Regions from separate parts of the Homo sapiens genome. Here all the other regions are linked to region 1. Evidence: chromatin contacts called from ENCODE Hi-C or POLR2A ChIA-PET data. All regions are on one chromosome and are shown on one strand. The core of a region is the stretch at or near the end of the contact, and the rest is flanking DNA. Distances in the headings are between cores, read along the strand shown. Region 1 holds the start of RPL39L (ribosomal protein L39 like). Region 2 holds the start of FETUB (fetuin B). Region 3 holds the start of LINC02043 (long intergenic non-protein coding RNA 2043). Region 4 has its middle 23 kb from the start of ADIPOQ-AS1.

The links. A loop is a pair of places that touch in the nucleus more often than their neighbours do. ChIA-PET counts read pairs that join two places held with the same protein, here RNA polymerase II (POLR2A). Pooled maps may share reads with other maps.
Region 2: a map of heart right ventricle shows a loop between it and region 1 (4-fold over the local background). The contact joins the promoter of FETUB here to the promoter of RPL39L in region 1. A Hi-C loop is called at or near these places in 1 of 168 maps with a recorded cell type or tissue (heart right ventricle) and 2 of 50 pooled maps. POLR2A ChIA-PET finds 5 or more read pairs at or near these places in 1 of 52 experiments (activated T-cell).
Region 3: a map of B cell shows a loop between it and region 1 (14-fold over the local background). The contact joins the promoter of LINC02043 here to the promoter of RPL39L in region 1. A Hi-C loop is called at or near these places in 3 of 168 maps with a recorded cell type or tissue (B cell, CD4-positive, alpha-beta memory T cell and PC-9) and 10 of 50 pooled maps. POLR2A ChIA-PET finds 5 or more read pairs at or near these places in 15 of 52 experiments (B cell, CD4-positive, alpha-beta T cell, Panc1 and 9 more).
Region 4: a loop to region 1 is called in a pooled map, with 4 times the contacts of the local background. The contact joins the enhancer-like site here to the promoter of RPL39L in region 1. A Hi-C loop is called at or near these places in 6 of 50 pooled maps. POLR2A ChIA-PET finds 5 or more read pairs at or near these places in 4 of 52 experiments (H1, HCT116, activated CD4-positive, alpha-beta memory T cell and 1 more).

The regions. Positions count from the first base shown.
Region 1 is chr3:187,135,986-187,142,772 of GRCh38, reverse strand. RPL39L (ribosomal protein L39 like) reads left to right here and starts at 3,277. Exons shown (of 3, transcript NM_052969.3): 1 at 3,277-3,560. RefSeq lists a silencer at 3,137-3,366 and enhancers at 3,407-3,556, 3,597-3,696, 3,565-4,071, 5,261-5,761.
Region 2 is chr3:186,637,244-186,644,030 of GRCh38, reverse strand. It overlaps FETUB (fetuin B), which reads right to left and starts at 3,632. Exons shown (of 7, transcript NM_014375.3): 1 at 3,346-3,632; 2 at 2,891-3,001; 3 at 1,473-1,560. The coding sequence starts at 3,570. It overlaps HRG-AS1 (HRG and FETUB antisense RNA 1), which reads left to right. Exons shown (of 3, transcript NR_187317.1): 2 at 1,903-2,077; 3 at 2,408-2,522.
Region 3 is chr3:186,822,744-186,829,530 of GRCh38, reverse strand. LINC02043 (long intergenic non-protein coding RNA 2043) reads left to right here and starts at 4,010. Exons shown (of 4, transcript NR_125409.1): 1 at 4,010-4,224; 2 at 4,819-5,089; 3 at 5,910-5,986. It also overlaps the pseudogene MCF2L2P1. RefSeq lists a silencer at 1,938-2,177.
Region 4 is chr3:186,880,553-186,887,339 of GRCh38, reverse strand. No RefSeq gene overlaps it. Among named protein-coding and RNA genes, the nearest start is that of ADIPOQ-AS1, 23 kb to the right of the region's middle. RefSeq lists enhancers at 1-830, 6,282-6,782, 6,783-6,787. Within about 2 kb of position 4,364, at least 2 of the 41 ENCODE cell types and tissues checked have a DNase peak (open chromatin) inside an H3K27ac peak, as active enhancers do.

The DNA of each region.
Region 1 (6,787 bases), core at 2,028-4,527:
AGTTTTAAAAGGCTGATTGCTATACTTTGGACGTTCGTCCCCCAAACTGCATATTGAAATTTGATCCCTAATGTTAGAGGTGGGGCCTGATGGGAAATATTTGGGTCCTGAGGTTTAAGGTGGATCCCTCGTGAATATATTAATGCCCTCTCTGGGGGATGGTGACTTCGCACTCTTAGTGCTTTCGTGATATGGTTTGGCTGTGCCCAACTCAAATCTCATCGTGAATTGTAGTTCCCATAATCCCCATGTTGTGGGAGGGACCCAGTGGGAGATAATTTAATCATGGGGCAGTTAACCCTCATGCTGTTCTTGTTATAGCGATTGAGTTCTCATGAGGTCTGATAGTTTTATATGGGGTTTTTCCCCCTTTTGCTCAGCACTTCTCCTTGCTGCTGCCATGTGAAGAAGAACATGTTTGCTCCCTCTTCCACCATGATTGTAAATTTTGTGTGGCCTCCCCAGCCATGGAGAACTGTGAGTCAACTAAACTGCTTTCCTTTACAAATTACCCAGTCTCCAGTATGTCTCTATTAGCAGTGTAAAAATGGACTAATACACCTTGAGAGCTGATATTTAAAAAGAGCCTCCCTCTCTACTCTCTCTTGCGTCTTTTGCCATGTGATCTCTGCACAAGTTGCTCCCCTTTCCCTTGCACCATGAGTGAAAGCAGTTTGAGGCTCTCACTAGATGTAGATGTGGGCACCATGCTTCTTATACAGCCTGTGGAACATGAGCCAGATAAATCTTTCTTCATAAATTATCCATCCTCAAGTGTTCGTTTATAGCAATGCAAATAGGCCAAAACAGTGATATAAAGATAAGGAGGTTTTTTGTTGTTGTTGTCTTCAAAGTTACTGACAAGGAATACAATGGGGTGTTAAGATTTGACACACACATTATTTCAGGAAAATAAATTTTAAAATCATATCCCAATGTCATTATTTGAGCATCAGCTGTAGTTGGGTAGTAAAGTGTAATATCAGGCTTTTGGCAACTAGTTGCATTGTTCATCAACAACATTAAGTCACCAAGCTTAAAACATCACAACAATGAATTTAATCAATGAACAATGAAATGTTATCAAGACCATTCACAAAATTAAAAGCAGGCCTGGCGTAGTGGCTCACCCCGTAATCCCAACACTTTGGGAGGCTGAGGCAGGTGGATGACCAAAGGTCAGGAGTTCGAGACGAGCCTGGCCAACATGGTGAATCCCTGTATCTACTAAAAATACAAAAATTAGCCAGGCATGTTGGCATGCACCTGTAATCCCAGCTACTTGGGAAGCTAAAGCATGAGAATTACTTGAACCTGGGAGGCGGAGGTTGCAGTGAGATTGTGCCACTGCACTCCAGTATGGGCGATAGAGACTCCTCAAAGAAAAAAAAAACAACTATATGAATTAAAGCTTACATTAACAACAAATAAGAGTTTGAATGTGTTATCCTGCATATGGAAATCAGATAGGTCTTTGAAGAAAAACTGCAACCTCCGCCTCCCAGGTTCAAGCGCTTCTCCTGCCTCAGCTTTCTGAGTAGCTAGGACTACAGGCACGTACCACCACGTTTGACTAATTTTTGTATTTTTAGTAGAAACAGGGTTTCATCATGTTGGCCAGGATAGTCTCGATCTCCTGACCTGGTGATCCACCCGCTTCGGCCTCCCAAAGTGCTGGGATTACAGGCGTGAGCCACTGCATCCGGCCAGAAAAACATTTTAAAATACTTTGTACACTATTTGAAATGACTATGGAATGCTTGTTTCAATCAATAAAAAAAAGAAATATGAAATGTGAAATGCTTGTTTCAATCAATAAAAAAAAGAAATGTGAAATGTAAAATTTAATAAAATTTAAATTTTAGATACATTTAAAATGTCAAAGTCCTCCTTAAGCTTCAAGAAAATAAAATCAATCTCCTTAAAATGAACAAATTATGATGAATTCGTCAAAAATATTTATATTGTGTTAACCTCATTTACCAAGACATTTCAAATTTACATCTTTGTGTCTGTTAAAGACAGATTTAGAAATACACTAATTTTATTCAAATACAGTTTTTAGTTATGATGATTAGATTTAAAGATATGTGTGATCGGTCAGTTTATGATTATGTAGAATAACATGTCAATATTTACAGGATAATGCAGGTAGGTAAGACACCTGTTCTACTATTGCATGATTTCATGATTTAACTGGTGTAATTAGGAAAGGTTTTAGATCTAATTCGAACTGTCATATCCACTTTTTTTTTTTTTTTTTTTTTTTTTTTTTTTTTTTTTTGAGATGCAGTCTCACTCTGTTGCCCAGGCTGGAGTACAGCTCATTGCAACCTCTGCCTCCAGGGTTCAACCGATTCTCGTGCCTCAGCCTCCTGAGCAGCTGGGATTACAGGCACCCGCCACCACGCCTGGCTAGTTTTTGTATTTTTGTAGAGACAGGGTTTCATCATGTTGGCCAGGCTGGTCTCGAACTCCTGACCTGAAGTAAACCACCCACCTTGGCCTCCCGAAATGCTGGGAAGATATACTTCTAATAACAGCATTTCCAACTACATTACTTGGTTGAAACAGTTGAAACTGCCATTGCAGTTGCAGTAAAGGTAACAAGAGGTAAACTTCTAATATGTAACAGGAGATTTGACTTTTCTCATATGTAACAGGAGATTTGACTTTTCATCTAGAATTAGAACCAAAATCGTTAAATTTGTATAGATATTTGCATTAGCAGAAATCCCATTTTGTTCATGTTGTTTTTAAATAAAGTGACTCGTTTAAAATTTAGTTGCATTTTAAAAATCTGTGTTATGGGAGTGGTAATACTGACTCCAGGCAGGGAAATGAGACAATTGTTAGAGACGCAGGGATGGAGCTGAGAGGTCCTCCTGGTCTCCAATGGCCCGGCGGTGGCTCGATGGGAGGGAGAGCGCCCCCTGGAGGCATTGGCGGTTCCTGGCTCGTGTGCTCGCGGGAACCCAAGCTGTGAGCCTCTGGCCCCGCCAGGGCGTACGAATCCTTTCCTCGTTTATCCAGTATTAAGTCACGCTGTGTGCTAAGTACCGTGGCCAGGCAGCAGCTAGACAACGCGCTGAGGTAAAATAGAGAACTAAGGAAGAATGGGGGACCCCAAAGTCAACTTGGTGACACATCACACGCAGGAGTCGGACCCACGGCTCCCCGAGCCACAGCTCAGTGGGGCGGGACCGCCCGGGCCTGGGCGGGGCCGGGGCGGGGCCTGTCACGGGGGAAATCACCGCCCTAGCATCCGGGGAAATCGCGGTCTTAGCATCCGGCGCGCGGCGGTTGAATTGCTGCGCCCAGCGAGGCAACCGCCTCCGAACGCCAGGTGGGGGCGAGGCGTCTCGGAGTCTCAGAGACACCAAGGCCCCTGCGACAAGGTGGCTGCAGCTAGGCCGGGGGCGTCAGGACGACGGAGCGGGTTCGGGTCGGTGACACGCAGACCTGAGGGAGCTGGGCCCGCCTTTTCCGCCCGCGCCCCAGGCCCTTGCAGATCGAGATTTGCGTCCTAGAGTGGGAAAAAAGCAGAGGCCAGGGCGCCGGTAAGTAAAGGTTCCTCCTCACCCGCCGCCAGGGCCCGGTCCGCCCAACGAGCAGGGCGGCGTGAGGGTCACGGGCTGGAAACAACAATGCCACAGCTCAAGCCGACTCCAACAGTAGTAGCGTTTTTGTTTGTTTGTTTGTTTGTTTGTTTTTTGAGACAGGGTCTCCCTCCGTCGCCCAGGCTGGAGTGCAGTGGTGTGATCTCGGCTCACTGCAACCTCCGCCTCCGGATTCAAGCGATTCTCCCGCCTTAGCCTCCTGAGTAGCTGGGGTTACAGGCGCGCGCCACCACACTCGGCTAATTTTTGTATTTTTAGTAAAGACGGGTTTCACCATATTGGTCACACCAGTCTCGAACTCCCGACCTCAGGTGATCCGCCCGCCTCGGCCTCCCAAAGTGCTGGGATTACAGGCGTGAGGCACTGCTCCTGGCCTACAGTAGTGGCTTCTGGAGGCCACTCAGGCACCCCCTGTTTCTAGCTTAGAGAAGGAGGAAATCGACAATAAAGTAGCCTTAAAGGGATCCATGTTCCGCCCTGCCACCTCTTCAGATGTCAGCGTTGTCCAACTAGTGTCCCTAGAATTACCCAGGATGTGAGTGGCACTGATTCATCAGTGGTTTAATCAGCAAAACCAAGTGTCTTACCTATCTGCCTCATCTGCTCACTGCCTCTTTCCAAGGCGTTCTCACAGGCGCAAACACTTTCTTTTCCTCCATTAATTCCAGTAGGTAAGATTTTGCAGTCTCCTTTAAGGTCCCCGTTTCTCAAAGATAGCCCAAGGAATCTCGCCACTTCCTTGCCTTTTACACATCTGGATTCATCCAGAGACATAAACCCTGACCAGGACTAGCTTCAAAAGGGTCCCACCCGTGCAGTCACATAGGGCTCAGAAGGGCCCTGTACTTACTTTCTTGCTCTGCTATGGCAATCTTGAAATTCTTAATTTTTAAACCAGCACCCGCCTCCCCTCCCCGCCACCTCCACAACATTTTCATTTTGCACTGGGCCTGGCCTTAATTCTCAATTTTCTCAAAGGCTGTCATGTAACTATATAAAAATATAGTTAAAAGAGTTTCTTCTCTAGACATGTCTTTAGTCACTAGGACATCAAGAGACAGGACGGATGCTTCTATTAACTGAGAGTTGTTGGAATCATAAAGGCTTTGTAATCCAATAGTCACCCTCCACGCCTTCTCAATTTCAGAACCTAAGAGAGTTTGCTTAGAGAAAGAACCTGAGAGGTTGTAAAGCTGAGCTGACCAAAGCTCATTGAATCACATGTAGCTATTCAGCACTTGAAATGTGGCTGGTCTGAAAAAAGATGTGCTACAAATGTTAAAACGCACACCAGCTTTTAAAGTCTCTTTTTTTCCTTTTTTTTTTTTTTTGAGACGGAGTATCCTTCTGTCGCTGGAGTGCAGTGGCGCAATCCTGGCTCACTGCAACTTCTGCTGCCTGGGTTCAAGTGATTCTCCCGTCTCAGCCTCCCGAGTAGCTGGGATTGTGGTAGCTGTGCCTGCCACCACACCCGGCTAATTTTTGTATTTTTAGTAAAGACGGGGTTTCACCATGTTGGCCATGGTTGGCCAGGCTGGTCTCGAATTCCTGACCTCAGATGATCTGCCCGCATCAGCCTCCCAAAGTGCTGGGATTGCAGGCGTGAGCCACCGCACCCGGCCAATTTTTCTTTTTCTTTTTTGAAGACGGAGTCTTACTCTGTTGCCCAGGCTGGAGTGCAGTGGTGCAACCTCGGCTCACTGCAGCCTCCGCCTCCCGGGTTCAGGTGATCCTCCTGCCTCACCTCCCCAAGTAGCTGGGACTACAGGCATGTGCCACCACGCTGTCTAATTATTTTGTATTTTTAGTAGAGACGGGGTTTCACCATGTTGGCCAGGCTGGTCTGGAACTCCTGACCTCAGGTGATCCTGAGCATTTTGGCCTCCCAAAATGCTGGGATTACAGGTGTGAGCCACTGCACCTGACACTTTTTTTTTTTTTTTTTTTTTTTTTTGAGGAAGAGTGTTGTTCTGTTGCCCAAGCTGGAGTGCATTGACTCAATCATGACTCACTACAACCTCATCTCCTCGGCTCAAGCCATCCTCTTGCTGCCTCAGCCTCCCGATCACAGGCATGCACCACCATGCCCAGCTAATTTTTAAATTTTTTTGTAGAGATGAGGTCTCACTATGAGAAACATACTCGGGCTGATCTCAAACTCCTGAGTTGAAGCAATCCTCTCGCCTCCCAAAATGTTAGGATTACAAGTGTGAGCCACTGCACTCAGCCTAAAGTCTCCTTTTTAATTTAAAATATTTTATCCACCTTTATATTAATTACATGCTTAAATGGTATTTTAAATAAATCAGATTAAATAAAATATATTCAAATTAATTTTACCTGTTCCTATTTATTTTTTAACATGACTCAGAAAATTTTAAATTGTAACTATATGTGGGGCTCACATTATATTTCTTTGGGAAAACACTATTACAAAAGTTTTGAGATATTGGAAACTTCTTATAATGTTCAGAAAAACTGCCTTCCCCACCACCCACCCCACCCAAAAAACTACTCACATTGACTCTTATCTCCCAGAAAATACCACTACCTACTCTTATCCTATGCGATCCATATCAAACAACCTTACTAACCCAGCTTAACTCAAAGGCCTTGGCAGTTAAAGAACCACAGCCTAATTACAGATGGTCTAGGGCTGCAGAGAAAGGCTCAAACTTCCCTCAGCTGTTGCATTAGAACCAACTCAGTTGCTGGCAGACCTATCTCTACTGCTTTGGCTGTTTGATTGTCCAGTTTTGCATAAGTGAACTGTAAAACTATAGAGAAAGGAAGAAAGATGTCATCAGGGAGGGTGGTCACCTCACCAACCTTCACTCCTAATTATATTGTTACAAACTCTGGCACTGCAGCATCCTTGGGCTGACTTCTTTTTGTCAGTCACACCACTTTAAAAAGTAATTAGCTTTAGTGAAGAAATTGCCGATGCTCTAGTCTGAAGTGTAGATAGGGACAGAAAATTACCTGTAAATTTAAGCTTTCACTTGAGCAGTCTCCATTAGTTATGGAATATAAAATGGGCAGACTCCAATATCTCGATCTTTAGTGTTTTGAATGGCTCTCAAAAGCAGTGTGATGAGGGAAGATGTTAGCTTTACATCAGTGTGTACTGGATGCAGTCCTAATCCAGTCCTCCTAGAGCCTCTAGT
Region 2 (6,787 bases), core at 2,383-4,882, 500 kb after region 1:
TGCCATAAATAGGTATAACTATTATTTATCAATAAAAAATAAGACTAAATATTTTTTTAAGAAGAAAAATGCAAGTGAGCCAGAAAACAAAATGGGTCAAGTCACTGTGTGACTGAGTAGAATGATCACATTAAGTACAGTCAGATTTCTGTTTGGGAGGAGCTGAGGTCAATAAGCCTAGTGTGAAAGTCAAGGTACAGAATTTATCTTGAAGCTGCTTTTGCAGAGCAAACACATTGTTTTTAGAAATTTTGTGTTTATCTGCATGCACTTGGGGACTGGTGGAGATAATGGGGGACTTCCAGCTACAGCTTGTCACTCCTGAATCATCACCACCTGTCACTTCCTGACCTCCCATAGCTCTGATACTTATGACTTCCATTTAAGTCCTGAGACTGTTTACTACTTGCTGTTCTGTGAATCTTGCCTTCACAACCAGGAACCTTAAACTGTGCCTAACAAAATGTTTGCTCGCTTGCCTTGTTATTCAAAGCAACCAGCAGCATTCTTATCTCCTGGAGCTTATTAGAGATGCAGGATCTCAGGTCCTGACCAAGACCTGTGGAATCAGAATCTACACTTGCACAGGATCCACCAGGGGAGCGACACGCACGTAGTTGTTCGACAGGGGACCAAATTCTGTTTTCCTGCACTGTGGATGCTCTCTTTCCAAAGACCTTCCCTTGAAAAAAGGAAGGTCCCAAATGAATGCATGTGCATATTTCAAGTGTCATTAAGTTTCAGCCTCATTTCTAGTCCAATTATTTACTTAACAACATTATTGACACCTTCTACTTGGTGGGAACTGAGGAAGGGTGCAGCAGGAGGAGGAAAGGAGAAACTATTCTACATGATGTAAGATATGCGACCCTCAAATCAAGGCAGTGCATTATGTGTTCCCTGAGTAGTTTAGACAAAATTTTATAGGAATGCAGATTACAAAAGCACCATTCCTTTCTAGAATAGAGAACACTGTGGAAGAAGTGGTGTTGGTCCTTAAAGAATAGGTGTGTCCCAAGGTCAGAGGTCATCAGGGGAGGGCATGCTCAGCAGAGGGAGAGGCACAAGCAAGACACAGAGACTGGAAATTGCAGTGCATGTTCAGAAAACAGGGTGGCATCCAGTAGAATGGAGTGAAGAGTTGGTGTAGTCTGGGAAATAATGGCAGAGATAGCAAGAAAGGAAGCCTGAGGGAACAGTCATAGAAATTATACCATTTATGTCAGACTGAAAATGTAAGATCTGATGCAGCATATAAATGTAGAGGTAGTTTAGTAAGATTAATTGTGGGAAGAGGAGCAGTATAGTATGAATTTCAGTAAGGAGGTAAGTACTGGAAATATTAAGAAACTGGCATTAAGAATAAACAGAAAATAAGAATGAGAGATACCCTATACATTCTTGGCAAAGACCTGGTTAAGTACTCTTTTCCATCCTTTATTAAAACTAACAAAATCGTAGTGATTTCTTACCTGGGCGAAGAGTACAGTTATAAGCAGCTAAATAGAGAACTCTACTTGGGTTGTTCATATAAAATATTGCTTTGCATTGACCATAAACCTGAAACCAACAAATGCATTTTATGACATAGCGAATGCAACTATGAGCTTTTAAAATACCTCCAAAATTAAAGTCAGACATTTTCTTTTAAAGTAGTTAGAAACTTAAGATCAAATTCTGTGGTTTTGGCTGGGAGGAACTGCAGTTGATGATCAAACTGTTTAACCTTTCCCTAGGACACAGCTAGAATATGTTTCCAAGCCTCCCCAACACGTGTGACTGTGTATAATTGAGTTCTAACCACAGGAAGGTGAGCAGAAGTGAGGTGTAACCATTTCCAGATCTGGCTCATAAGGGTCTCCCACGTTCTCACTGTCCTCTATGCTCTTTCTCTGTGCACAGCTTGATGCAGATGAGCAGGTAACCATGGAAGTCGTGAGCTGAGGCTGCAGAGTCTAGAGCCAGAGTGTGGAATAAACTTGGGTCTCAAATCACCCCTGGAGCAAAGCACCCATCTAATCAGGAACTTCTACTTTCAACTTTACATGCGTGAGAAATGAACTTCTATCATGTTAGAGTGAGTATACAGTTTTTGTGTCTGTGTTTTAGTAGCTAGTGTCACCATAACAAATATAATTCACAACAGGATATTCACTTTTCAAAATCAAGTTGGGTACAGTTTGACCAATTGGCTACATGATTAGGAAAATATCTTGATCAAATAGTTTTCTTCTAAACACTTACATCACTATTCTGTACTCACACTGTAAAGTTTTATATCAATTACTGAAAATCATCCCAGGATAATTAAGAATGAAATGAAATGGATTATCTATTTTCAAGTCTCTTCTATGATCATCTTTAGAAGATTAATTCTGAGGCCCTTTATTATGCTCTGTGGTTTCAGGAAATCCTTACACGGCGCCCTTGAGAGCTTTCATACTGCAAGTCATCCATTTTCCTCCCCTCAAACCTGGCATCGGAGTTTATTGAAACAAAGCAAAATAAAACAAATAGACAAAGCTCTACCTCCATCACTTCTGCAGTCTACATTAACCCCACGTCCAGAATATTCACACCTCAGGTCTTTTTCTCACAATTGAAACACTGGTTCAGAGCCTAACGGAAGGTCTTGGAGGTAAAAACACAACTTGGGGCAACTTTTCCATTCTGTTCTGCATGACCCCAATGGGACTTCTCAGAAACCCCTCTCATGAATTAAACTTTGTTCTGTCTAGAGCATTAGAATAAGCTTATGGGCACCTGCCAGGAGATTATAAAGTGGGCCATTTAAAAGATGACAGATATTGAGCACCCTTGACCCTGTAGAAAGAGTGTACCTACTTGCTTTCCCTAGGGCCCTTAATGGTTTATAAAAACAAGCACTCACTGATTCAAAAAATATCCTCATTCCACAGTCTTGCCATGCCTTCTTTCTGAGCACATGGCAGTCAGTCTCTAGCACATCCAGTGTAAGATAGAACAGAGATCCCAGGCCACCCTGTGGGAAGGGGTAGAGAAATGCAATACATTTCACAGGAAGTAGAAACCTAGAAAGACCACACAAAAAAACCCCTGCTTTATGGCAAAGCCAAAGAATATTTGTGAAGATTCCCCGTAAACCATTAAATCTGACACAAGTGTCAGAGTAGGATCACTGTTAACACTTGTTTTTACTAACAATAAGTGCGTTGTTGCTGACCCTGGCAGAGGAGAACAGAGAGTTCTCGGCAGGGCTTCCAATACAGAAAACACCTGCCAGGGTGTCTCTGGGTTCCCTCACCCTGGCCAGTCTCTCCAGCTTGCCCACATCCCTGCCCCAGAGTGGGAACTGTCCCTACTTGCCCGTCTGTATTCCTGGGCGTCGTTCACTCGGTTGAGTCTCAGCACATAGCCATCCTTTCTGTCTTTGTTAATATCCCGCAGGGCAAAGCCTGCAACTGCCAGCACATCTGAGTCATTGCAGCCCCGGGAGAGCAGAGCCGAGGGGTTGAGGGCCAGCTGGGGTGGAGACATTGCTCCGCAGCACAGGACTAGGATGCAGAGTGCCAGGGGAAGGAGCAGACCCATTCTGTGGAGAACAAGGCCCAGGATGGGTCAGTTTGTGGAGCTGCAGGGACTGGCTGGCTTGTAAGGCTCTTTAAGGCAGACTTGAGCGGTTTTGTTACAACTGGAAGGGCTAACCAAGTTCACCTTGAATTCTGAACTTGGATTTTCCTAAGTCAGTACTTTGGATAGCATTTCCCAATGATTCTAACCTTAGACCCTTGAGCAACCTCATATCCACCTGTACATACAAATGAATTTAAGTTTCCCAACTGTTTCCTGAGAAATCATAACATTTGTTCAAGGCTCTTATGATTAGATTCTGATTTGCAGGTCCCCTCCTGAATAGGAATATGGAGGACTGTCCCATTCTCCCCCTCTCCCCTAACACCTTTGCTGTGGAGGTCTCCTTGGCCACTCTAATAGTTATCTTATGTCCCAGTGGTGCTTGGTGAATTCAGACTTCCTGGCTGACACTCTGTGTGCAAAGCCCTTGTTAGATCAGGGAGGTAGTTGAACCCCACAGTCATCTGCCAGAAGCACAGTTGAGATTCCTTAAGCACTTTGGCCATCTGGGTGGAAAATGTTCTACTTATCATCATTTAAGTTATTTTTAAACAATGACTTTACTTAAGGGGAAAAAGTCAAAGAGATATAAAAAGTTCTCACATTGTATTTCAAGCCTATTCTTCCTTTTATGCATATGTATGGAAGCAAGCTCATTAAGAGACTAAAGCCCCATACTCTTGCTAAAAGAAAGATACTGAAGGGCAGGTGGGTGGCAACACATTGGTTGGGACTCTTGCCTTCTTTTTTTTTTTTTTTTTTTAGCTTCTATTTGTGATTCAGAAAGGTTCTACTTATTGGGACCATACAAAAGACAATTATCTTTTAAAAACTGTATTTCAACAAAAAACACATATCAGCAGTAGTTTGTCATGAGAGAAAAGAGACAAAATGGGAAAGAAGCCTCTAGAAGAGGTTATCATGAAGGGCATTCTATAAAGCCCTAGTCCATGAGGTGAGTAACCACCCCCTAACTCTCTCCCTACTCCTAGCCCTTCTCTTCCTTCCTGTCCCTGTCCAAGGATTCTGCATTCAAATAAGTTTAGGAACTGCTGAATCCTTCTGTGTGCTTGCTGGTACACAGTGGTGGCTATTGTGTAATGCTGAGAGGATTATCCTATCCTGATGAGGGCTCCACCCTCATGAATGGAATATGCCATTATCTTGAAAGTGAGTTCCTGATAAAAGGATGTGTTTGGTCCCCTTCTCTCTTCCTTTCACCTGTGTGATGCCTTCCACCATGTTATGATGTAGCATGAAGGCTCTCAGCAGGTATAGCCCCTCGATCTTAGACTTCCCAGCCCCCCAAACCATGAGCCAAAGTAATTTCTGTTCATTATAAATTCCCTGGTCTCTGATATTCTGTTATAACTACATAAAACTAACTGAGGCACAGCCCTAATTAATTTCTGGAGAGAAATAGTTTTTGAGGATTGATTGAAAAACCCAAATCTAAAGATCCCAGCTCTGTGGATGTGGGCTGTAGGCATTGTTTTCAAATAGGAACGATACTAGCAAAATGGGTACAGAAACCAGACATTCAGATTCTGGGGCACAACAAAGGTTTAGCTTCAGCCAGTGAGGAGACAAACATTCATTGAGCTTGAGCAACGTACAGAAAGAGGTTGAGAAGGATCTGGGGCCTGAGGATGCAGAACAAAGAGGAGGAGAATGGTCTGGGACCTGAGGAATATATTAGACTTATATAGGTGAAGGCCATGAGTGCAACTAAAATAAAAGGCAGGACTCAAACAGATAAAAAGATCCAATAACATGGAAATCGTGCACCACCACTTATGCACCTGGGTTTCAACCCAGTCTCAAACAACCTGAGCTGGCCTTCTCCTAGGCTGTGGAGTATGGGAGCCCTGGGAGAGGAAGCAGGGGAAGAGTCCAGCCTTTGGTGTCAGGCAGTCTTGGGTTTAAATTCCACCTCTTCCACTGCACGGTAAGAGGGCCTGTGACACTGGGTGTGCCACACAGCATTTTGTTTCCTTATTCATAAAACAATGGCACTCCCAGCATATGTATACATGCACAGTTGCACCTGCCTGTAGAAAGAGAATAGAGTTCCTCTTTCCCTAGAAGCCCAACCCAGGTACACTTGTGTTTGGTTCCCATCACATATGGGAACAACTTTAGTATCAGCATGGAAGTTAAATTTCTGCTCAGGAGTGAAGAACAAGGCTGTGGAGATAGATCAATCTAGGTTTTGTTGAATCCAGTGTGTCTAATAGAAATACAATGCAAGTTACATATTTAATTTTAAAATTTCTGGTATCTGCATTCGAAAAGTAAAAAGAAACAGATGATATTAATTTTAACAATATTTTGCTTAACCTGTCAATCCAAAATATTATAATTTCAATATGTGATTAACATAAAAATTATGAAAGGCACAGTTTACATTCTTTGTTTCACACTATGGCATACCCCAATTTGGAGTAGCCACAGTTAAGACGCTCAAGAGTTGCATGTGGGTACCTTATCAGACAGCCCAGGTCTAGCTCTTGGGAGCCTCAGGCTCCTCCCATGTAAAAGGAAGGTAGCAGGATTCTCCATCTCCTGAGGTTGCAATATGGACTTATCACAGGGGAAGTATGCAAAGGTGCTTAGCACAGCCCTGGTGCACAGGACGTCCAGAGACAATGTCCAAGGACAGCTGTCAGTGCTGTGACTGTACCCTGTGGTCCTCACTTTGTCTCCCACGGTGCAGATTCTTATGTGACTCTGCCAGTGGCCTTTTTCTGGTTACACTTGAATGGATGCATCGCCAGGTGAACCAGGTTGGGAGAAACAAGGCTGATTTTCCCTGAGTGAGGAGGGAGAGGCAGGGGGCTCCCTGGCCTGCCCACCTCCTGACACAGGTGTGATCCAGGGCAGTGACTTAGGATTATTGATTTGAGAACAGGGAGAGATCAGACAGGTGAGACATTGTTGGCTGCAGAGCTGAGAGAGACACAGCACACGTGATTAGGCATCTGGGGAATTAGAAATCTAGGTACCAAGTCTTGGCCTAAGGGGACAGGATGTGTACTTAGCAAAACTGGACGGCAGCCATGGCTCCAAAATACCAGGTGGGAGCTGCCTGGTACATGATGGTCTCTACAGCTAGTTGCTGTGTTTCTCTCTCTCTTCCCTTTCCTCCCTTTATCTTTTCTTCCTTCCACAAACA
Region 3 (6,787 bases), core at 2,761-5,260, 310 kb after region 1:
TGCAGGACACTGTTCCAAGGACCCCTCCCTAAGAGTCTGTCCCTTATTGGGAGGAACTTTATTTTATTGTGCAAACAATTAAAAAAACAGTTTACAACTTCAAAGCAAGAAAGGCACTGTGTTGTTAGGAAGGGCAGTGGGAGAGGGTGGCCCCACAAAACAGCGTAAAGTTCTAAAGAATTTGAAAGAGGAACGCTCTGCAGGATACTGTCCCAAGGACCCCTCCCTAAGAGTCTGTCCCTTATTGGGAGGAACTTTATTTTATTGTGCAAACAATTAAAAAAACAGTTTACAACTTCAAAGCAAGAAAGGCACTGTGTTGTTAGGAAAGGGAGTGGGACAGGGTGGCCCCACAAAACAGCGTAAAATTCTAAAGAATTTGAAAGAGGAACGCTCTGCAGGATACTGTTCCAAGGACCCCTCCCTAAGAGTCTGTTCCTTAGGCTCTGCCCGTTTTTGGCCACTTTGTCAAAGGGCTTCTTTGTGAACAAAGTGAGACATGTTATTTTTGTTTTCTTAAATTCTAAAGTGATCCTCTCAAGTCTCCTGGGAGAGACTCCTGTGAGGTGTTCGTGACCCACTCCATTCCAGAAACAAGACCAGGAGACTGAAGATTCTGCCAGATCCCACATGTAGTGAAAAAATGAAATCACCCCTAACCATTCCAAAACTGACTGAATCCTAACGGAGCTCTACGTAACTCCAAAGCAAGTGTGCTGGGATGGTCCTCAGCTTTTACATCCCCCTGCCCCCCACCCCCACCCCCGCCCCTGCTCTGTGGTGCAGGGTCACGATGGGCTCCTTCCTGTGCTCCTGGGTTCCTGTCAGCGTTCTAGCAACAGGTCTCCACTCTGAGAATGACAGGTGGTGTCAGTAGCAGCAGTTGGTTCCAGCTTGTCATTTTCCCAGCACTCCCATAACCAGCCTGATGATGCCCATTCAGAGACACCAGCACGAGCTGGCCATGTCCCCTCCCGAGTTCTGCATCCAGCTCCCAGACCCCAGGCTCTGAGCAGTGTCTCCTCCGCAAAGAACAACCCCAGCCCTGGGGCCATCTTCAGACTTCTGAGTTTTGATCATTCCAACTTCTTTTTGTTCCCTTAGCTCTTGAGGTAGTAGCTGCTTCTTGCAGTTGAAATCTCCATGATATCTCAATATCATCCTTTTTTTTTTTTTTTTTGCCTTTTTAGTTCTCCAATAGTTGTGTGACAATTCCTTATATTAAATTTTCTGTTAAAATAATTGGTGTGGGGTCTATTTCAGTGATTGGACCCTGACTGACAGCAATGTTAAACCTAAGAAATTCTGAAAGTAAATACACCTTAAAACTAAGTAAGTAAAAATTAAAAACAGAAAAGTTAATTTGCAACTTATGAAAAGAAAACATGACAAGTCTGAAGATAACTAAAAAACTAAACAGATGCAAACCTCTGACGAAAATTCTGAAAATCGGCAGGCCGCAGTGGCTCACACCTGTAATCCCAGCACTTTGGGAGGCCGAGGCGGGCGGATTACCTGAGGTCAGGAGTTCGATACCAGCCTGACCAAGATGGTGAAACCCCCATCTATACTAAAAATACAAAAATCAGCCGGGCGTGGTGCCACATGCCTGTAATCCCAGCTTCTCGGGAGGCTGAGGCAGGAGAATTGCAGGAACCTGTGAGGCGGAGGATGCAGTGAGCAGAGATTGCGCCATCGCACTCCAGCCCGGGTAACTGGAAAACTAATTTTTAAACTAACAAATCCAAACGTAAATCTCTCAGCAGTTACCTTGGAACCACCCCCTCTGAATTAACCTGTCAGGTGCTAAGTGGCTTGCACACCCGGTCCACTGCCAGGCTGGGCAGCCGGCGCTGGCGGGTGGGAGCAGCCCCGAGCCAGCTCCGGCTCCTCCTAGGCTCGGCCGAGCCTTAGGAGGCGTGGCCTCCGCGAGCGTCTGCCTCCGCCCGCCGCGCTCGCGCAGGCGCACTAGGGGTCCCCGTCCCGCGAGGTCCTTCGCCGGGCGGCGGGAGCTAGACGAGCACGCAGGGCACCCCTCGGGCTCCCGGGAGGCGGCCCTGGGCGTCCCCTTTCTGCCGCCGCCGCGGCCCCGGCTGCTTTCTGCGTAGCTGGGCAGGGCCCGGGCCCCCACATCGCCTCTCTCGGGAATGCGGGCGCTCTGGAGCCGGGGAGCCGGGGCGACCGCAGGGAGGGCAGCTCTCCGGGGTGGAGGTCCTCGGGCGCCGCGCCCTCGCCTGGAAACCAGCCGTCGCCCCCGCAGGAGTCAGCCGGCGTGGACGCCCCAGCACGCTCCTTCTTGGTGCTGCCGGTCGCCCTGCAATTCCGAGAAGAAAGTCAGAGACGCCGTGGCCCACAGAGGCGCTTAGTTTTCCTCGCTCACACTCACGTTGCTTCCTCATCGCGTTCTTCTTTTTCTCCCTGGGTGCTTTCTCTCCTCTCCAGGAAAGCGGATTTGGAGGAACAGGTTTCGTGACTGTCATCCAACTGGAAAAGGCCCCGCGAGCTGGAAGGGGGGGCGGGGGGGGGGACGGGTGCACCCTCAGAGTTATTGCTGGAGGCTGTGGCCAGGCCGGGCAATGTGGTGACTTCCGCTGGCAGGCTGAGGCCCACCCCAGCCCTCCCACCTGGGCCACGGGGCTCTCAGCGGGAGCCCCAGTTATGACCGGACACCAGCGCACCGCCAAGGAGACAGCCACGTGGGGACATGCCGGGCTAGCAGGGTCAGAGCCACTTTGAGGACTAGTGACCTCGGTTCCCTGGCTTAACCAGGTCCTTATGGGTGAGAATCCTGAAGAGGGGGAGAGGGATGGAGGCGAGGGACAGTAGGCAGGAGGAGCTGATGAATAGGAAGGAGGAAGAAGATGAAATAAACAAGAAAGAAAGAAATTACGTTCAGAGCGCTGCTCACCTTTTCCATGTCTTCTGCACCTTCATAGCCTTCAAAGGTGTCCATGGAGCTAAACTCCCTGCTGGAGCAGCCTTGGGGAAAGAAAGGAAAGGATGGGGCCTCTCTGGGGTGGGAGGACAGCCCCTCTGCCCATGGCAGGGTGTAGCAGGCAGTGCCTGTTGCAGGCGGGGTCCTCCCCATCTCTAACTCCTGCTCTCCCAGGGCCTGCACTCCGCTGGGCTGTGAAGGGAGTCTGATTTTTTCAGGCTCTTTCCAGCGCTGAAATGCCTTAATTCACTGAGAAGAAGCGTCCACATGCTTTTCATGGCCCTACCTCCCTGTTCGTCCAAGAAAACAGTCGTCTTTTTTGCTTGCCTGTCTTCTAACCATGCCTCCGTCCCTTCTTCCTCCCCTGTCTATTTCCCACCCTCCTCCCCTTCTTGCCTCCTTTTCTTTCCCGTAATTAATGTCCATTTCCCATCTCCCTGGCAGCCTCTGCCAAGTGTCACTGCTCCCCATAAGGGAAAATAAGAGGAACAAGCAAGTGCATCCATCCCTGCCTCTCTCCGCAGTGAACTGATAAACCCATCAGTCTTGCCCGTGGTGCACCTGTTACATCCCCGGGAGGTGTTGGACACTGTGGGGAACAGCAGCCACCGCCAAATACTCAGCAACTGCCCTGTGCCTGGTGGGATGGTAGGCGTTTGTCAAAGTTTAAGCCTCACAACCCTGTAAGGGTCTCAGCCCCCTTTACAGTTGGGGAAACAGACAGCAATGGTCACTTGGCCAAGTCCTCTTGGCCTGTGGCAGGGCAGCTGGCTTCTCCAGCCCTGCTGCTCTTTACCCTCGCTCTGAGTGAGATGCGGTTTCTGCGCCACACGGCTCACAAGCCAGGGTAGGGAGCCGAGCATCTGCATAAAGCTCCCAGCACAGGGCAGCCCCAGACTGAGGCTCGGCTGAGTAATCCACGCGGCGGGAGCCGTGCTAGGAAAGTGTCTGCTCAGGCGAGAATTCAGGGAGGTTTGGGCAGGCCTTGAGGGGCGGACAGGACTGGAGAGGGAGGGCCTTCTGGGCAGAGGCATGGCGGGAGGGCTGTAGGCGGCAGTGGAGGGAGCTGCAGTTATCTGGGTGAGCAGGCAGCGGACAAGTGACGTCTCCCGGCCTGCTGCCCCAGGCCCCCCACAAGCCGCGTTCTGGGGCCGTGGCCTCCCCAGAGCAGATCAGTGGGGGCTGTGTGAGCAACACTGGGGGCAGCTGGGCAGCGCCTCCCTGGAGGCCCCTCTGAAATCCCGCCGGATGCTGGCAGGCTCCAAGGGGGCTGGACACCATCTTCTCAGGTTGAAGCAAGTCCTGGTTGAGTTCCTAGTCCAGGAGGTGGGATGGGTGAGGGGTGGAGGGCAGAGGAGAAACTGCGTCAGGGATGTGTCCGCCACCTTCATCCTCCAGACGGGACTTGGGAGCGGCTGCAGGAAACCCTGAGAGATTCCTCTTTAGGGAAGTCATCCAGCCCTGGGGTCCCCTTATGCCGGGAGCAGTGAGGACAGAAGAATGACCATCTATCTTGCTGAAAGCTCTGTGAGGGAGGAACGGAAGAACGGAGGGAGCTACGACCTTGACCATCCCCTGAGTGTCCATGGCCTCTGTGCTCCGGATGATGCCGGGGCTGCCAGGGACCACAGAGCCACCCACTGGGAGGCTGGGGGTTGGCCTGGCTCAGGGGCGTTCGTCAGCCATAGACACCCACAGCATGTGGTGGGCAGGGCTGGGAGGTGACACAGGAACTGAAAAACCTGAGAAGCTCCAGCCACTCCGCAGGGTAAGTGCCACCTGGGGTAAAATGATTAGCTGGTTCCAGCCCCTCCGCAGGGTAAGTGGCACCTGGGGTAAAATGACTGCCTGGAGCTGGCAGCTGCTTTCTCTGCTCTCCCCAGGGCCCTGCAGGGAAGCGTGGAAAGGCGGCACAGGGCTGGACCCAGAGGAGCTCTCAGATGCTGGACTGGACTGTTTCAGGGGTCATCTAGCCCATTCCCCGCCTCCAGGCGAGGATTTGCTTGAGCCTGGAAAGATGAAGGATCCTCCCAGTGCCGTCAAGCCCCGGATTCCACCTCCCTGTAGGTGGACTGCCAGCGCAGGCCCTGACAACGCAGAGAAAGACACAGGACCCAGCTGGGCCAGTGACAGCAGGAGCTCCTGGTGCCACAGGTGAGGGTGGGGACGCCTGGAGCACCATGGGGGTCCTGGTTTAGTCTACAGCAGGGTCTTAAAATAGGATGTAAGTGTTACATCTTGACACAGTGTACACATGCTGACACATATTAAAACAAATTTTACACAGCAGTATTATCCTGAGTATGAGTGACGCCTTTTAAGGAGTTTATATTCTATTAATTCCCTTTTTAAAATGCTGGTCCACATCCACTGAATTGATTTTATGACCTACTAATAATGTGTTATAACCCACAATTAGAAAGGCACCGTTCTAGGGCAGGGCAGAGGGAGACAGAAAAGAAAGAGAAGCAGAAAGGAAATAATAAGGACAAAGGGAAGGAAGAACAAAGTGAGGTCAGAGTGGAGGAGGGTGTTTTGTGGGAGGTCACACAAATGCCTGCCATGATGTCCCTTCAGCCCTCTCCTAACACAAACCACATCCCACTCTGTGTCTGCCCTTAAGTCTTTTCCATTGGACCCTGGGTTTATATTTTATTAATATAAAAGAATATATTTTTGGTGGAAGGGATATATAATAGAATATATATAATATATAGAGATAAGATAAATAGAATATATATAATATATAGAGATAAGATATATATAATAGAATATATAATATGTATAGATAAGATACATATAATAGAATATATATAATATATATAGATAAGATATATATAATAGAATATATGTTTGGTGGAAGGGCTATCTTTTTCACCTCTGTAAACCCACAGCTTCTAGCAGAAGAATTAGAATCAGGCAAAAAGCTTAGAGAACACCCCACCCCTAAGTCAAAAAAATTCTCATTTTGCAGGAATGGAAACTGTGACTCATAATAGCCAGCTAGTCAATGATTATTCCCCCCAGTCCCTGGCGCATCAAGATTTGCTGGTAGGTGGTCATAAGCATCATTTTTTTATTTCTAAAGTGAAGACAATGATATCTACTTTGGAGATTTAGTGGAAGGATTAGCAAAATGTACATCAAGAACAGTGTCTGGCCAAGGCAGGGTGTCTCACGCTTGTAATCCCAGCACTTTGGGAGGCTGAGATGGGTGGATCACCTGAGGTTAGGAGTTCGAGACCAGCCTGGCCAACATGGTGAAACCCTGTCTGCACTAAAAAAAAATACAAAAATTAGCTTGGCATGGTGGCGGGCACCTATAAACCTAGCTACTTGGGAGGCTGAGACAGGAGAATCGCTTGGACCTGGGAGGTAGAGGTTGCAGTGTGTCGAGATTGTGCCATTGCACTCCAGCCTGGGGGATAGAGCGAGACTCCATCTCAAAAAAAAAAAAAAAGAACAGTGTCTAGTACACCATAGAAACTCAATAAATAACATTTGCTAGTAATACGAGTAATAACCAGCCAGATGTGTTGGCTCACACCTGTAATCCCAACACTTTGGGAGGTCAAGGCAAGAGGATCTCTTGAGCCCAGGAGTTTGAGACCAGCCTGGGCAACATAGGGAGACCCCGTCTCTAAAAAAAACTTTAAAAATTAGCCGGGTGTGGTGGCCTGTGCTGTAATCCCAGCACATTGGGAGGCCGAGGCAGGAGGATTGCTTGAGTCTGGGAGGTCAAGGCTGCAGTGAGCCGAAATCATGTCATCGCGCTCAGCCTGGGCGACAGAGCAAGACCCTGTTTCAAAAAAAGAGTAACAGCCTCAGAATAGCACCAGTCACTTCAGGTAT
Region 4 (6,787 bases), core at 3,115-5,614, 260 kb after region 1:
CCCGTCCCTGGGCAATGGAATGTCTCGGTATAAAACCTGATTGTATGTTCCATCTACTGAGATAGGGAAAAACCGCCTTAGGGCTGGAGGTGGGACATGCGGGCAGCAATACTGCTTTGTAAAGCATTGAGATGTTTATGTGTATGCATATCTAAAAGCACAGCACTTAATCCTTTACCTTGTCTATGATGCAAAGACCTTTGTTCACGTGTTTGTCTGCTGACCCCCTCCCCACTATTGTCTTGTGACCCTGACACATCCCCCTCTCAGAGAAACACCCACGAATGATGAATAAATACTAAGGGAACTCAGAGGCTGGCAGGATCCTCCATATGCTGAACGCTGGTTCCCCGGGTCCCCTTATTTCTTTCTCTATACTTTGTCTCTGTGTCTTTTTCTTTTCCAAGTCTCTCGTTCCACCTTAAGAGAAACACCCACAGGTGTGGAGGGGCAACCCACCCCTTCAACTACCCACCCTGGGAAGCGGGAACCCACACCCTTGATCCCCAGGAGTACTGGGCTTGTGTTGCAAATGCTCAGGAGACTCTTTTTTTTCCTTTACCCAGACACAGGCTGAAACAAATGAGTTGCTTTGTTTTTTTTCTAGGATGAGGGTGGGAAGAGCATTGCTTTCTAGTCCACTCTTATTATGTTCTGAATTCTCACTTCATCAGGGCACAAGTTCCTTACTCCTTGCATTGTAATGTGTTAAAAGCCATGCCCCTGGGTTGCTGAGACCAAGGCCCCAAGACAGCCTTAGCCCGAGCCCATAATGATTGCTCCAGTTACCTCTCTCTCTATTTTTGGCCCCTGGTGATTTTCTTCACTTTTCTGTTAGTTCAGGTGTGCATTTAAAAGAATGTGGACGATATTTTATTCAACTCTTTCAGAGGTTTTGAAGAGGGAACTACTTTAGGTTGTCTAGTATGATGTCATTCCCTTGTTTCAAAGCTGCCAGGGCACATATTCCCCAGAATGCAGGAATTCCTGGAGGTTTGTTCTGCATCCCCACACTGAGGGGTTTCTGTGCTGGGTTGGTTGCTCTGTATCTGGCCTCTGTCTTATGGGGAGGGAATCTGCTCCACAGACAGCCCCATGAGTCGTGCTCAAGTTCATTCTTACCATGCTCAGGACAGTGACCCTGGGACCCAGTCTATGTCCACTCCTCATCAGTAATAGGAGCCCCTTACCCACCCGGACCTTTCTGATTTGAGGACTGGGTCAATAATCGTCCATAATGATTGCAACTGGAAGTTACTAATTTATTCTATGCTAGTGGGTCAATAAGGAATGGCTGTGGTCTGAGAAACTATGTGTTTCTCAGGGTGGGGGAACAGGAATTCATATGGAATTGCAAGGGACCCCAAAGAGTCAAAACAATTTTAAAGAAGAACAAAGTTGAAGGACTCATTTTCTAATTTCACAACTTACTACCAAGTTTCAGTATCAAGACAGAGTATCACTGACAAAAGGATAGACATATAGATCAATGGAATAGAACTGAGAGTCTAGAAATAGATCTCACATTTAGAGTCAATTGATTTTTAGCAGAAGTGCTAAGACAATTCAATAAATGGTGCTGAAACAATTGGATATGTACATCCAAAAGAATGAAGTTGGACTCTTACCTTATACCACACACAAAAGTTAACTCAAAATGGATTAAAGACCTAAACAGTCTCCCTCTCCCATTAAAGACCTAAACAGTCTGCCTCTGCCTCTGCCTCTGCCCCTGCCCCTGCCCCTGCCCCTGCCCCTGCCTCTGCCTCTCCCCACGGTCTCCCTCTCCCTCTCTTTCCACGGTCTCCCTCTGATGCCTAGCTGAGGCTGGACTGGACTGCTGCCATCTCGGCTCACTGCAACCTCCCTGCCTGATTCTCCTGCCTCAGCCTGCCGAGTGCCTGCGATTGCAGGCACGCGCCGCCACACCTGACTGGTTTTCGTATTTTTTTGGTGGAGACGGGGTTTCGCTGTTGGCCGGGCTGGTCTCCAGCTCCTGACCGCGAGTGATCCGCCAGCCTCGGCCTCCTGAGGTGCCAGGATTGCAGACGGAGTCTTGTTCACTCAGTGCTCAATGTTGCCCAGGCTGGAGTACAGTGGCGTGATCTCGGCTCGCTACAACCTCCACCTCCCAGCCACCTGCCTTGGCCTCCCAAAGTGCCGAGATTGCAGCCTCTGCCCAGCTGCCACGCCGTCTGGGAAGTGAGGAGCGTCTCTGCCTGGCCGCCCATCCTCTGGGATGTGAGGAGCCCCTCTGCCCCGCCGCCCCATCTGGGAGGTGAGGAGCGTCTCTGCCCGGCCGCCCCGTCTGAGAAGTGAGGAGCCCCTCCGCCCAGCAGCCACCCCGTCTGGGAAGTGAGGAGCGTCTCCGCCCGGCAGCCGCCCCGTCCGGGAGGGAGGTGGGGGTCAGCCCCCCACCCGGCCAGCCGCCCCGTCCGGGAGGTGAGGGGCGCCTCTGCCCGGCCGCCCCTACTGGGAAGTGAGGAGCCCCTCTGTCCGGCCACCACCCCGTCTGGGAGGTGAACCCAACAGCCCATTGAGAACGGGCCATGATGACAATGGCGGTTTTGTGGAATAGAAAAGGGGGAAAGGTGGGGAAAAGATTGAGAAATCGGATGGTTGCTGTGTCTGTGTAGAAAGAAGTAGACATGGGAGACTTTTCACTTTGTTCTGTACTAAGAAAAATTCTTCTGCCTTGGGATCCTGTTGATCTGTGGCCTTACCCCCAACCCTGTGCTCTCTGAAACATGTGCTGTGTCCACTCAGGGTTAAATGGATTAAGGGCGGTGCAAGATGTGCTTTGTTAAACAGATGCTTGAAGGCAGCATGCTCGTTAAGAGTCATCACCACTCCCTAGGAAAACCAGAGACCTTTGTTCTCTTGTTTATCTGCTGACCTTCCCTCCACTATTGTCCTATGACCCTGCCAAATCCCCCTCTGCAAGAAACACCCAAGAATGATCAATTAAAAAATAAAATAAAATAAAATAAAAGACCTAAACATAAGAGGTGAAACCATAAAACTCTTAGCAGGCTGGGAGTGGTGGCTGAAGCCTTGTAATCCCAGCACTTTAGGAGGTCAAGATGGGCAGATGGCTTGAGCCGAAGAGTTTGAGACCAGCCTGGGCAACGTGGCAAAACCCTGTCTCTACAAAAAATACAAAAATTAGCCTGGCGTGGTGATACACACCTGTAGTCCCAGCTACTAGGGAGGCTGAGGCAAGAGGATTGCTTGAGCCTGGGAAGACAAGGCTGCAGTGATCCGTGATCAAGCCATTGCACTCCAGCCTGGGAGACAGAGAGAGACTCTGTCTTGAAAACTAACTAAATAAACAAATAAAAGCAAGAATCTAAATTGGCACTTCTGCAAAGAAGATACACAAATGGTCAGTAACCACAAAAATAATGCTCAACATCATTAGTTCTCAAGGAACTGCAAATCAAAACCACAATCAGATATCACTTCACACCCACTAGGATGGTTATAATTTAAAAGACAGATAAGAGCAAATGTTGATGAGAATGTAGAGAAACTGAAACTCTCATGCACTGATGCCAGGAAGGTAAAATGGTACAATGCCTGGGTGACAGAGTGGAGAATCTGTCTCAAAGAAAAAGAAAAATCTTGAAATCGTGTCTTGTGACTTTGGAAAACAGCCTGGTAGTTCTTCGAAATGTTAAACATAGTTACCATTCCTAGGTGTATGTATACCCAGAGAAATGAAAATATATGCATACACAAAAACTTGTACACAAATGCTCTTAGCAGCATTATTCATAATAGTCCCAAAGTGAAAACAACCCAAATGTCCATCAACTAATGAATGGACAAATGTAATGTAGTACAGTAGTGCTTCTTCTCATCCGCAGTTTCACCTTCTGCAGTTTCAGTTACATACAGTCAATTGCATTGGGAAAATGTGAAATGAAAAACTCCAGAAATAAACAATTTATGAGTTTTAAATTGTGCAGGCCAGGTGCAGTGGCTCACTCCTGTAATCCCAGCATTTTGGGAAGCCAAGACAGGCAGATCACTTGAGGCCCAGAGTTCAAAACCAGCTTAGCCAACTTGGTGAAACCTCATCTCTACAAAATATACAAAAAGTAGCCAGGCATGGTGGCGCATGCCTGTGGTCCCAGCTGCTTGCGGGGCTGAGGCGGGAGGATTGCTTGAACCTGGGAGGCAGAGGTTGCAGTGAGCAGAGACTGAGCCACTGTGCTCCAGCCTGGGTGACAGAGTGGAAACGCTGTCTCAAAAAAAAAAAAAAAAAGTTTGAAACTGTGTCTTGTTCTGAGTAGCATGATAAAATCTTATGTCATCCCACTCCATCCTTCCCAGGAAGTGAATCATCCCTTTGTCCTGTGCATCTATGTTCTCTATAACACCATTAGTCACTTAGTAACTATCAGATTGACAGTTACAGTATCACAGTTCTTGTATTCAAGTCACCCATATTTTTCTTGATAATGGCCCTAAAGCACAAAAGCAGTGATGCTGGCATATTTTTATGAATTGTTCTATTTAGTTATTGCTGTTGTTAATATCTTACTGAGCCTAATTTATTTTTATTTCTATTTTTATCTTATAATTTATAAATTAAACTTTATCCTAAGTATCTATATATAGAAAAAAACATAGTATATATAGGATTTGGTGCTATCTGTGGTTTCAAGCATTCCCTGGAGAACTCGGAACATATGCCCCCCAGATAAGAGGAAACTACTGTGTATCCACATAAGGGAGTATTAAGCAATTGAAAGAAATAAAGTACTGGTAAATGCTATAACATGGATGAACCTTCAAAACATTATACTAAGTGAAAGAAGCCAGTCGTGAAACATCATAGTGTAATGCATTACATGAAATGTCCAGGCTAGGCAATCTATAGGAACAGAAACTAGATTAGTAAAAGCTAAGACTGGAGGATTTCAGAGGAAATGAGGAGTAGCTGCTGATAGGTATGAGGTTTCCTTTGGGGATGATAAAATTCGTCTAAAATTGGTTGTACTGATGGTTTCACAATTCTGTGAAACCCAAAAAGCATTGACTGGCAGGAGAGGGGATTCCTTTAAACGGGTGAATTGTGTGGTATGTAAACTATATTTCAATAAAGCTCTTACAAGAAAAAAAAAAGATGGCTATGACATGATTCTTGCTTTGGAAGAGCACGACTCAGACATTTTGAATCCTCTGCATTCCTATAAAAATTTCTGAATTGTTTTAGTGTCTTCCAATAAAAGAGGAAACAGCGGGTACAGAAGAGAATCAATAGAAACATCCACTAAAATATAAAAAGGATTACAAAATAAAAGAGTTTCACCAACACTCCAGGCAACGGGGCTAGAGATTAACATCAGCTCTATTTATACTGTTTGCGCATAATTGCATATGGTTACACATGCTTAAGTTGACTAAAAATTACATCTAGGCCGGGCACGATGGCTCACATCTGTAATCCCAGCACTTTGGGAGGCTGAGGTGGGCAGATCACTTGAGGTCAGGAGTTCGACGCCAGCCTGGCCAACATGGTGAAACCCCATCACTACAAAAATACAAAAACTGGCTGGGTGCGGTGGCTCATGCCTGTAATCCTGGCACTTTGGGAGGCCGAGGCTGGCGGATCACGAGGTCAGTAGTTCGAGACCAGCCTGACCAACATGGTGAAACCCCGTCTCTACTAAAAGTACAAAAATTAGCCAGGTACGGTGGCACATGCCTGTAATCCCAGCTACTCAGGAGGCTGAAGTAGGAGAATCACCTGAACCTGGGAGGCAGAGGTTGCAGTGAGCCAAGACTGCACCACTGCACTCCAGCCTGGTGACAGAGCGAGACTCCATCTCAAAAAAAAAAAAAAAAATTATCTGGGTGTGGTTGCGTGCATCTGTAATTCCAGCTACTGGGAGGCGGAGGCACAAGAATTGCTTGAACCCAGGAGGCGGAGGTTGCAGTAAGCTGAGATCGCGCCACTAGACTCCAGCCTGGGTGATGGATACTCTGACTCAAAAAAATTTAAAAAAATTATAAAAAATTACATCCAGGTCAGTGATTCTCAAACCTTGGTGTGCTTACCTGAAGAGCTTTTAAAAACACATATTGCTGGGCTCCACCCCAAAAACTTCTGATTCGATAGGTTTGGGATAGATCCCAAATTATTTGCATTTCTACAAAGTTCCCACGCTGATGCTGCTGGTCTGAGAACCGCTTGGAAAACTACTGGCTCAGATCTTTTCAAGATGTCATTCTCAGCTCATCTTCATCTCATTAGGTTAAAGAAGTCCTCTAGATGTTGGGAAAGTCAAGACGCACGAGACAGGCTTCCTGACAATGGTAGCTAACGCTCTGGCACTCAGAGAGGGCAAATCAGATGCACCAGGGCCTCTTCTACTTGTTAAAACTACATCTTACACCATGTTGCTTCCTATTATAACAGTAGCTGTTGCAATTTTGTTCATTCTGCCTCATATTGCAACAAAGAAGATTCTGGAGTAGCTTTTTTCTGTTGGCGCTTATTGAGAGTGGAGGAAAATAATGAAAGCCATCGCCCCTAATCACAAGGCATCAAAGCTGTTTTTAGGGGCATGTTTCTCAGCAAGATTTCCTCGAAGAGAAACCAAGGGCTTGGTCATCACTAGAACTTCACCTCTGAAATCTTACCTCACATCTGCAAATCATTCTCTCTCTCACTCACTCTCACTGTACCTTCTTTTTCTCTTTGCATTTCTGTTATGTTTGTTTCCTCCTTTCTACCAATCTGTTGAATCTGTGTAGGCCTCCGTGGCTGTACCCA